Regions from separate parts of the Homo sapiens genome. Here regions 2, 3 and 4 are each linked to region 1. The links are chromatin loops, found by intact Hi-C in ENCODE. Cell type or tissue: A673. All regions are shown on one strand. Region 1 has its middle 5.6 kb from the start of CNTN6. Region 2 holds the start of CNTN4 (contactin 4). Region 3 overlaps CNTN4 (contactin 4). Region 4 overlaps CNTN6 (contactin 6).

Region 1 (2,500 bases):
AAGGGTATATGTATTGGACAAATCTTATCAACCTAGACAAATGGGTATATGTCATTTCATGTAAAGTATACCTCAATAAAGTTGATTTTTAATGAATTAAATGATGACAGACTGTAGATTCTCTTAAAGGCTTTGAAAAAATAAAATCAATAAGTCTATCATTCTACCAAAATATTGTTGTGTACATTATTATTATTATTGATTTTAGTGAAACAATCACCTCTCTAATCTCAATTTATGTTTAGACATTTTAGTTTCTTATAGATCTGAGTTAGTTTTATTCATTTATATTTTTTCTGGACAATGATGAAGACGATGATGAACATATTGATAGGCAACTTCTATAACTCAAATTATGTGTCAGGTAGTGTCTTCAGCATTACATTGGCATTAGCAATTTATTCAATCCTTATAACAACCTGATGGGTTTGATATTATTTGCAAAATCTAACCAACAAGAAAATTGGAACATAAAAAGTTTAACTAAATTGCCCAAGAACATCCAACTGGGTGACAGTGGGGGAAGAATAAAACCTAAGCAGCTTGACTCAAGAATCTAGACTAATATTGTTTTATTATTCAAATCGCTATACTCTTTCTCACATTTTGTCTACTTGACATGTCAAGTTCTGTGAGCGGTATCTTAAATATTTCCCAGAAATATTTTTCAAATGGAGCAATTATCTTTCAAGAAGCTTTGTACTATATATTCTGCTGCTAAACTGTTTCATCGATAAAGGCTACACACACACACACAAACACACACACACATATACACACTACATATATAAATATCTCTAGTGGATTTTGTTTTTATGATTATATAACATCTTAAGAATCCTTTTAAATATGTTTACATCTCCTTGACATGAATTATTTTCAGCATTTCTCCTTTCTTTCTGGTTTTTGTTTTCCTGTATATACTAGAATATTAACACTTTTTCTCACTGTTTTAGATGCCTTTCTTATAAACATCATTCAGCTTGACTGAAAAAAAATTGGCGTTGTCTTTTTATAGGGTAGCTTGTCCCATTTGTATTTAGTGTAGCAGCTAACATTTGTACTGAATATATGTTTTCCTTCTGAGGTTTGCAAAGGCATTGATCCCAACAGTTCAGTTGCACACATTCCAGTGGAATTGCATCACTTGGCGGACGCCGACATTAGGCAGAAGCTCACAAGTAGAATTTCTCTGAAGGAATGCTGTGGCAAAGTTTCTTTGCCAGTAAAATCCACTTCAGTGAACCAGGAAGCACTGCCTTTTTTTTTTTTTTTTTTTTTTTAATCCCTCAAGGCCCCAAGGGGAGCCTCTTCCTATAGCTGCTATTTCCTCTTCTCTCCTTACCAAAGAGGGGGAAAAATCCAATGTCTGTACTTTTCCTGATACTTTCCAGTGAAATACTTGGGTTGCTCTTCACTGCCAACTCTTGAAGTGGGCATTCAAAATGCTATAAACTTCAGGCTCCACAAAACCCTGATCTACTTCTGCCTCCTACAGGAAAATATTATTGACTATTGCTCTTAAATAATTGCCTTGTTGTGAAGAAACCTGTAATGACAGTTTTTTCTCCAAATAAATTAAAAGCAAAGATTAACACATAATAATTTATTGAACATGCACAATTATTTTAAAGATCTGTCATATACCAACATGAGTAATATTGTCTCGGTGTTATTTATTGCTTTGGTTTGTTTGTTATGCCCATTGGTATGTACAACTTTTCTAAATAACCATTGTTTAAAAAAATATTTTCTATAACATACTTTTCTTCTATTCACCACAGACACTTCTAATATTACCAAAATATGAATAATCTTCTATAATCTTCTGAGTGCTTCCTGTGAGCTAGACACCAAATCCAAAATCTCACTTAGTCCTGGTAACAACCCTATGAGGCAGATATTCCTATCACCTTTGACTAGCAATTGAGGTTTTTGCCAAGATCACACAACGGTAAAAAGATAAACGGGGATGTGAATCCAAGTCCACCTAACCCCAGCATTTGTATTCTAAACCTCTTGTCAAGAGTCCCCTGCTATGTCCATTGGTATATCAAATAGAAGGCGAAAATAAGTGCTATAATTTTATGGTTATTTCTAGTGTTGAAGGTATAGTAAAAAGTTTCTCTTAAATATGTAACGTTTTAGGCTATAACTGCCAAGATTTAACAATTAATTAGATAGTTAAGTCCGACATTCTTCAAAGAACTGCTTGTTTTCATGAAAATGGTCTGAATGTAATTATTTGTCTCAAACCTCCACGGTGCTTTGGTAAAGAATAGAAAATATTAAATGGTCCCAGGAAATGGAAATCATTTTTTTTTCTCTTGCCTTTTCTTTTCCTTTTTGGTGAGGGAGTGGTAGGGATTAGAGTGTCATGAAGAGAAATCCACTGCACATATCAACGTTTACTTTCCCTCAGGAAAAAGTGCATTGAAGGGAGGGTGATAACAATTTCCTTAGTCTTTTGCCCCCAAAACAATTTTTTTCACTTATACCA
Region 2 (2,500 bases), 1.0 Mb before region 1:
CCGCGTTCCAGAAGGAGAGTGAGTGGATTGGGGTCTGTGGGGCGCCCGGCGCACAGTTCGCCGCCGTCTGGGCCCGGGGAGGGGACGGGGCGGTTGTCTTGCCTCTCGAAAGAAACTGGAAACCCCCCAGAAGTTGCTGGAAACGAATGCCACCCAACAGGCTCCCGCGGCAGAGACTGGGGAAGCCAGGTACCTTCCCTAAGAGCAGGCACCTGGCCTGTCGCTCGCCGCCGCAGCCTCAGCGCTCAGCAGCCAGCCCGGCACCCAGCGGGCGCCACAGACATCAGCCTCCGTCTCCACGCGGCTCCTTCCACCACGGCTACGGGCTCCTGTTCCTTTAGTCCCAGGTCCCTCCACTCCCCAGGTTCGCGTCCCTCTGCTGCGGGCTGTGACTGGGCTGTCAGAAGAAAAGCCCCGCCGGGAACCCGGCGCCAGAGGCCAGGGCGCACGGAGAGGGGGCAGTAGCCCGAACCAGTCGGAGGAGCTGACTTGAAGGCTTCCCGCAGCATTCCGGGCTCTCGGTTCCTTGTTTTGTGGCTGCCTCGCAGCGCAACAAACTTATTTTCCGGCTGAGAAGGAGAAGAAGGGTCGCTGTGGGGTGACGGTGGCGTCGTCGGGGCCCTGAGTCCTCCGCGCTCAGGCGTTCAGCTCCCGCTCCCCGACCCTGCAGGGCTTCCGGGCTCTGAGCTGGACGGCCCCGCAGACGCTGCCCGGCCCCGCGGGAGTCAGAGCCCCGGGAAGCGCCCCTGTCCTTCGGGCAACCCGCGCGGACCCTGCCCTTTCCCCCCCACACCCGCGACCGCGTCCCCGGGGCATCGCGCGCCCACGCAGGAGCCGGACCCGCACAGCTGCCGCCTCACTTACCTCAGCACCGGGGCGCCGGGCTGGCGAGAGCCTCGGGTGCGGCGCCGGCACAGTCCGAGGGGCCCGGGGCGGCGGCGAAAGCTCCCTACTTGCAGCCAATCCTGGCGTCGAACCCCGGGCTCCGTCTGGCGCGGCGCTGCCCTCCCTCCCGGCGCTCGCGGCGGCTGGAAAAACCTGGCGCGCCGGAGTTCGGGCTGCCGGCTCCTTAGCCGCGGGGCGGGGGAGACGCTCGGGGAAGGGGAGAGGCGCGGGCGGGTGGGAACGGGCGGGAGACGAGCGGGGACGGGGAGACGCGCCGGAGGCCCGGAGCCCGCGCATGCTCAGTGCGCGGCCGGAGGAGGCGAGCGCTGGGGACGCAGCACCTGCCCCGCGCGGCCGAGAGGCGGCAGCCCCAGGTCCCCAGCGCGCGAAATTAGTAAAGGGCGCCTGGCCCGATTCTCAGGCAAGAGGAGATTATCAGCCGGATTCCCGTGCGGGGACGTAGGGGTTGCGTTGTTCAGCGGCCAGGGATGCGCCGAGGCGATGTCTCCTCCCTTTACAACCCGAGTATCGGGGCACGAGGAGGCGCGACCTTCCTGGGTACCCAAACCTCTGGCCTCCGGGAGACGCGGAATTCGGGGGATCGTTAAGGCGCCCTGGCCAGGGAAACAGATGCTTCTGCGTCTGGGCTGAAAATTGCTGAACCGGGGAATGTGGGTGGGCGGGTGGCATTGAACTTAGGCCAGAAGAGGGGGCTTTGGTAGGTTTTTACCTGCCTGTCCTTAGGCGGAGGACACTGGCTGGACAGGCTGCGTTACACACCTGAAGTCTCATCCACGCAAAGTGCTTTCAGGTTGGAATGTGGGGCGGGGGCGGGGGGAGGTCAGAGGGAACAGTTGCTGTAAATTAGGTACAAGGATCAATTTGTGGTGTGTTGTGCGCGGGGGTGGGGCATGTCGAAAGCCTTGTTATTCGAAAGAATGTGCTTTGAACGACGTTGCCACGGTCATTCTACATTATGAATCTACTGTTTCCTTGCAGAAGTGGCTCCCTTCGCCGCAACTCCACACCTCGGGGTAACCGTAGAGATTGGCAGCAATGCCCCAGCCCCTCACCAGCACTGTGCAAAGTGACTTTGACAGGCAGAGAAAAGCCAACCCAGTCGAATTCGTCTGGAAAGCATTCCAGCAACCCAGAGAGGAGCCTCTGTTTCTCTCTCTGGGAAAAAGCCCCAAGGGTTTTGCTGAACCCAGGTCTTCCTGCTCATCTCTCAGCAGTTCAGAGCTACATAAACAACTTCTGACCATTTACGCAATCATGTAAACCTACCCTGACATCTCCACTATGTGGAAAAGATGTTAACTGGAAAACTATTTTTAAACTACTGCAGTAAGCAAATAAACATCCAACTCCAACATATATATGCAGCAGCCTTATTAGTTCATTCAGTGTTGGTTTGGTTTGTTTGTTTTGTCTTCTGCTTTTTAGAATTAATTATTATCTTTATAATTCCTGTTCGAGAAGTGGGCAAAACCAGGCTAGTGATAGGTATTGTTGTGGTCAAATTTTTCATCACTTGAAATTCCATGACTTTCATGATTGCTGAGATTAATGCTAAATAAAGAAGTTACCCCCCCGCCCCCACCCCACCCCAACC
Region 3 (2,500 bases), 1.1 Mb before region 1:
TGATTTTCACAAAAGCACATTTTTGTAGATGAGAAAACACATTCATATCTTAAATACCTTGTCCAAAGTCACCCAGATAGTAACAGTAAAGTGAGATTTTGAGCCCAAAAACTACTCCAAAGTTTTTTTCATTTTTTTCACTTTTATTTTCCTTTAACAGCTTAAGTCTCCATTGACTCCAGGAACTCCTTCCCTAAGCCAGATATCTTTTCCTCAGATTGTTCTGAATAATCCCATACACTTTTGCCAACTCTCTTCTCACTAACCCCGTAAACACATGTACACTGGACTTCCCCACCTGTCTCATTTCTCGTCGGAGTGCACACCTCCTCCCTCTACTTTCATATCGCATATCTTTAAAATCTTTCTCCTCTAAGAAGCCATCACTCATCAATCTCAACCCAGTCTCACATATTATCCACCAGGTCTTATGTAATCTCATTATATTAATGTGTGCTTATTTAATTTATTTTACTTTTAAATATCTTCTTCCATTTTTAAATGTGTAAGACAGAAATTTCAGAACAGGAACCAGAACTTCTCTTTTAGTGAAGATACATTTGACTCAATGACACACATATCTCACAATGAAATCTATTTGGTAAACCAACGAAACGGAAATGCAAGGAGGCAGGCAAAAAGGAAGAAGGTCATTAGGAAAACTGGAAGGAAGAGGTACAGACATGCAGATGAGAAATATTAATGACCCCAAAATGGTTGCCAGAGATAAAATAAGCATCCAAGAGGGTCAGACTTCCCTCTCCCCAAATAGCCAGGAATAGCCCTAGCAATCCATAGCTCTTAGTAATCTCATAAAGAGTGATCGGATCATGGTCTCTTAATACACATCATCCTTCTTCATGGTATCTTTCAACTGCAGAACTACCAAAACTGGGGCCAGAAGATTCACATATTCTTATCCTAACTCTGCCCAGAGTTAACGCTGTCTGTGATAAATGACTTGCCTTCTCTCTGCCTCCATTTCCTCATCTCCAAAACAAACATTTACCGAGGGTCTACAACGGATCTTACAGACTTATGCAAACAAATGCCTCTCCAAACCGGGCTTCATATACAGTTGTATTTCTTATTTTTCCGATTTATCTCTTGATGTCCCACATGCGTAATGGACAGGAAGTCCGCCGAGGACATCCACACCAGGGAGTGGACAGGAATCCGATCACTGCCATTGCTTACTGCTGCCACACGGTGGCGCTGCTTGAGGACGCTGCTGAGGAAGGCGCGGGACCATTGCTGCAATGAACTCTGCTGTATACAGGTTTATGCACAGACCCCACATGGCCTATGAAGCGCAATTTCTCTTCTGAATGCTAAGCTCATCGAAGACGCCCAGCACTTGGGCTTCCAAGGTTCCCATGGTTCCGTTTTTTGAATCCCACAAACAGCCACCTCCTAAGTCCCCAGCTGGTTATGGAAGCACTGAGGCAGGAACGGCTCTGGCACCTACCAGCTCTCCAAAACTTCATTTCTTTTCCCTCAAAGATACCAAGCATTTTTGCTCTTCACCCTGATTACACCCCCTTCTGAAGCAGTGAGGCCACTGGCCTGCCCTCAGGGGAAAACCTCATATAAATGATTCTAAGGGGAGTGATTCTGAAATCTCTTACTGGAGAAGAGAAAAAGCAACCCGAGCTAACCACCCCCTCATCTATGAAACAATTTATGAACTATGTTAAATATTTTGATGGAAAAGCAAAGGTGCTATGACAACACAGTCCAGGGAATCCTCCTGTAGGCTGGAGGGTCAAGAAGGTGGTGCTTTCTGAGGAAATGACATCTATTCTGAGATCTTAAGGATGAACAAGAATCATTTGGAGGTATTTCACGTAAAACGCACCACAGTTCAAAGACTCTGGTGCAGACAAGAGCTAGCTGTGTTGGAGGAAGCGAAGACCAATGTGGTTTCACAGTAGAGAGCACGGGGAGAGTGAGAAGATGAACCCAACTTGGAGGTCCAAATCTCATGGTGCTTGGATAGCATGGTCACCAAGACCCTTCCAGATCACTGTTTTAGGATTCAGTGCCCACTGGCGACATAGCTGAAACACCTAATTCACTTAAAACACTTAATTCACTTAAAAACAGTTTTCAGTCAAGTCAGGCAAAAGAAAAACAGCTGTGTTCGCAAAAGAAAAAGAGCTGTGTTCTGTAATACATAGATTGTTGTAGGTGCCCTCTGTTCTTATCCCCAATCTGCTGAGGAGCTGCTCCTGGGGGACTCCAATGTCTCCGATCTCACCAAAGTCACCTCCCAGGTACGGATAATCTGTGTTCACATGTCCTGTGGCACCAGGCGTCCCACACCCCTGTAAGAGACAGAGCCTCTGCAATCAGAAGGTAAGAGGTCAGGTAACTGAGTCAAATTTTCATTGCTGCACAGGAATTAATTAATGCAGGCAGGTAAGCACTGGAATAGAGAGAGACAGAGATGGGAAAATTAGGTTTAAAATTAGCTTTCTGAACATAATGAGAAGATTAT
Region 4 (2,500 bases), 250 kb before region 1:
ATTACGTTGAATCATGTGACAACAGCCTTTCAAAAACTGAAGAGCTGAGCGTGTACTCCATTATCCATAGAGAGGAAAAGACGTGAATACAGAGATGGAAGACTTGGCACCAAGTCTAAGCTTCTTCACTTATTAGCTGTGTGATGGAAGCTGTTTCAATTCATGTAAGACTAGAAGAAATTGTCAAAATATATATACTGCCACCATTTTTTTATAAGTCAGCACTTCAGTCTGATTACTTTGAATAGGTTTCTTTAGAGCCCTCTCAACCATCTCTAGGTAGTTATACTTTATTGGCTGCAAGAGTTAGTGACAATGAAATTTCAAAGTAGACAGTACCATATAGAAGTTTTACAACAGAAACTAAAAATGTACATTTCCTCACATAGGTATTTCCAAGGTCAAGAACTAGAAACCATTTCTACTTGGAATCATTGTAAAATTTTGAACTTTTTTCCTATATCTGACTTTTTTATTCTTCATATATATACAACTGTGTCATGTTTTAACAGAGGTATGAGATGGTAGAAGTTATGTATATATTGCTATTTGAGTGAAATAATCAGTCTGGTGTGGCATTAAAAAATGTGTACTGGGCTCAGCGTTCTGTGTTTGAGTTTAGGATCTGGCACTGTAAATTCGGAAAATGGGATACATTATCTCTAGTGCTCCTTTCAAATATAGCATTGAACAGTGTATGTACACATGCAATAACCCTTGCATTTGTAATCAAATCTAAAAATAAATTGCCCAGTCAACCTTTATGTGCAATACTCTGTCCCTGGCTCCTAATATATTTAATTTTGTTTGCTTTGGAAATCTGATGCCAATTCCTAGGTACCCATCTACCCACACCCCACCCACACAAATACACACATACATACTCAATCAAATAAACTTTTTTATGTATTCAAATGTAAGAAAACATATTTTGTGAAATTAACTGCTATTTTGATGTTGTCTTCTCCAAAGCTTTCGTTAATATTGTCTTCTTAAAGCCATGACAATTTGAAAGCTAAATGTAGCTACTTTGCTAGGATTTAGGATCTGTTCTGTCAATACTCTTTTGAAAAAGAAGAGGGGGTTCTGATCAGGGAAAAAAGAATTTGGCTACCACGTAATGGTTCAGACCAAAGATGTAGAAGAAATAATCAACCTTGGGCCTGAACAGGCTTGAAGAAACCATTTGACTTTCTCTCCTTTTTTAGGAAAATGAAGTACCTCTAATTCATTTTACATATGAAGTTCTATAGAAGACAAATGACTTTGCCAAAGTCAGGCTCTCAACAGGGTGGGGGCTGAAATCTTTTTACTATATCACACCACGTCTATAGTAAACAGCAGTGACCCTTCTTGCCCTTCCTGCTTCCTCTCTCTCTTTCTTTCTTTCCCCCTCTTTCTCTTCCTTCCTTCCCTCCCTCCTTCCTTCCTTCCTTCCTTCCTTCCTTCCTTCCTTTTTTCCTTCCTTTCTTTCTCTCTTTCTTATCACTACTCTAATTTTTTACCTCAATCTGTTTGGAAGTCCCACGATAAGACTATAAAAAAGGCAATAGTCTGACACAAACAGAAGCATAGATGCTGTATTTCTCAACAAACAGCTTGAAGCCATGCACTTAATAAAGCCAGTCGATCAGATGGCAACAGAAGAAAGGACAAGCTAGAAAGTGTGCAGGGACATAGACTCATGGAGTTAACTGTGTGACCTTTTGAAAATTACTGCTCAGTGTAATCTCTACCGGGTGGAGATGTAGTGACTGTAATTACTACATTCTGCTAGAGCTCAATTATTTTCAACTTTTAAGAATGCACAGTAAGGAGATAATTTGCTTGTTTGTATGTATGTTTTCTTTTGTTAAGACCTGCAGTGAAACCCTGAAGCAATGAAAAGATAGAATGAAAGAATAATGTATAAATAGAACTCACAGGGTTCATTCCCTTAATCACAGAGAGACAATGCTGAGCTGATATGATTATTAGTAACTGTGGTGAGGTGAAAATGACCCCAAATTTATTCTGTATGGGACAAAACAAAATAAAACAAAAACCTGAAGAGCTGTTTTAAAAAGCAGTTTCCCTCCTGCTTTTTTTTCTTATTATCTTAGCTTTTTTTTTTCTCTCTCTCATTATCTTAGCTTTACTCAAATTCTCCTCCTAATTTTCTTTCTTGTTCCCACATACTTCGTGTTTGGACCTTTAAAGCTTGTGGAAGGTAAATGCCATCATTCTGCTCCTTGGGTGAGTTACTTTATTAAATGAGGCACAGTTAATCAATTTGTCCAGACCCTCAGTACAAGGTGCTGTGTTTGATACTGCAGGATCTCTTATGTTTTTCTGTTCCACAGCAGTGTATTCAAACCTTGATTAGATTTTAGGAATGCATGAGGAAACATTTAAAAAGAATTCACATCTAAATCTGTTGGGAGCAAATCTCCTAGGCAATGCACACAGAAGAAGAGACCCAACCTGAGTCAGGACAACAGGTTTCCTTTCACCTTTTCTT

Evidence for each region. Peaks named below come from ENCODE experiments on the same cell type or tissue, not always from the same donor. Only the 100,000 strongest peaks of a DNase experiment are listed, where the experiment ranks them.
Region 2: it touches region 1 in a loop (4-fold over the local background); 3 of 110 quality-filtered maps call a loop at or near these places.
Region 3: a loop joins it to region 1, with 5 times the contacts of the local background. A loop is called at or near these places in 2 of 110 quality-filtered maps.
Region 4: it touches region 1 in a loop (4-fold over the local background); 3 of 110 quality-filtered maps call a loop at or near these places.

The regions. Positions count from the first base shown.
Region 1 is chr3:1,086,128-1,088,627 of GRCh38, reverse strand. No RefSeq gene overlaps it. Among named protein-coding and RNA genes, the nearest start is that of CNTN6, 5.6 kb to the left of the region's middle. In A673, a CTCF peak has its summit at 1,499; a DNase peak (open chromatin) is centred at 1,387; H3K27ac peaks cover 1,978 bases.
Region 2 is chr3:2,097,343-2,099,842 of GRCh38, reverse strand. It overlaps CNTN4 (contactin 4), which reads right to left and starts at 977. Exons shown (of 25, transcript NM_175607.3): 1 at 865-977. It overlaps LOC124909338 (a long non-coding RNA gene), which reads left to right and starts at 1,588. Exons shown (of 2, transcript XR_007095785.1): 1 at 1,588-1,696; 2 at 1,885-2,262. In A673, no CTCF peak of the experiment used is centred here; DNase peaks (open chromatin) are centred at 552 and 1,092; H3K4me3 peaks cover 1,668 bases; H3K27ac peaks cover 497 bases; H3K27me3 peaks cover 1,202 bases.
Region 3 is chr3:2,155,148-2,157,647 of GRCh38, reverse strand. All of the region lies in intron 2 of CNTN4 (contactin 4), which reads right to left. Among named protein-coding and RNA genes, the nearest start is that of CNTN4-AS2, 12 kb to the right of the region's middle. In A673, CTCF peaks have their summits at 995 and 1,194 (motif pointing right); a DNase peak (open chromatin) is centred at 1,217.
Region 4 is chr3:1,331,452-1,333,951 of GRCh38, reverse strand. All of the region lies in intron 11 of CNTN6 (contactin 6), which reads right to left. Among named protein-coding and RNA genes, the nearest start is that of CNTN6, 240 kb to the right of the region's middle. In A673, no CTCF peak of the experiment used is centred here; DNase peaks (open chromatin) are centred at 1,341 and 1,491; H3K27ac peaks cover 2,500 bases.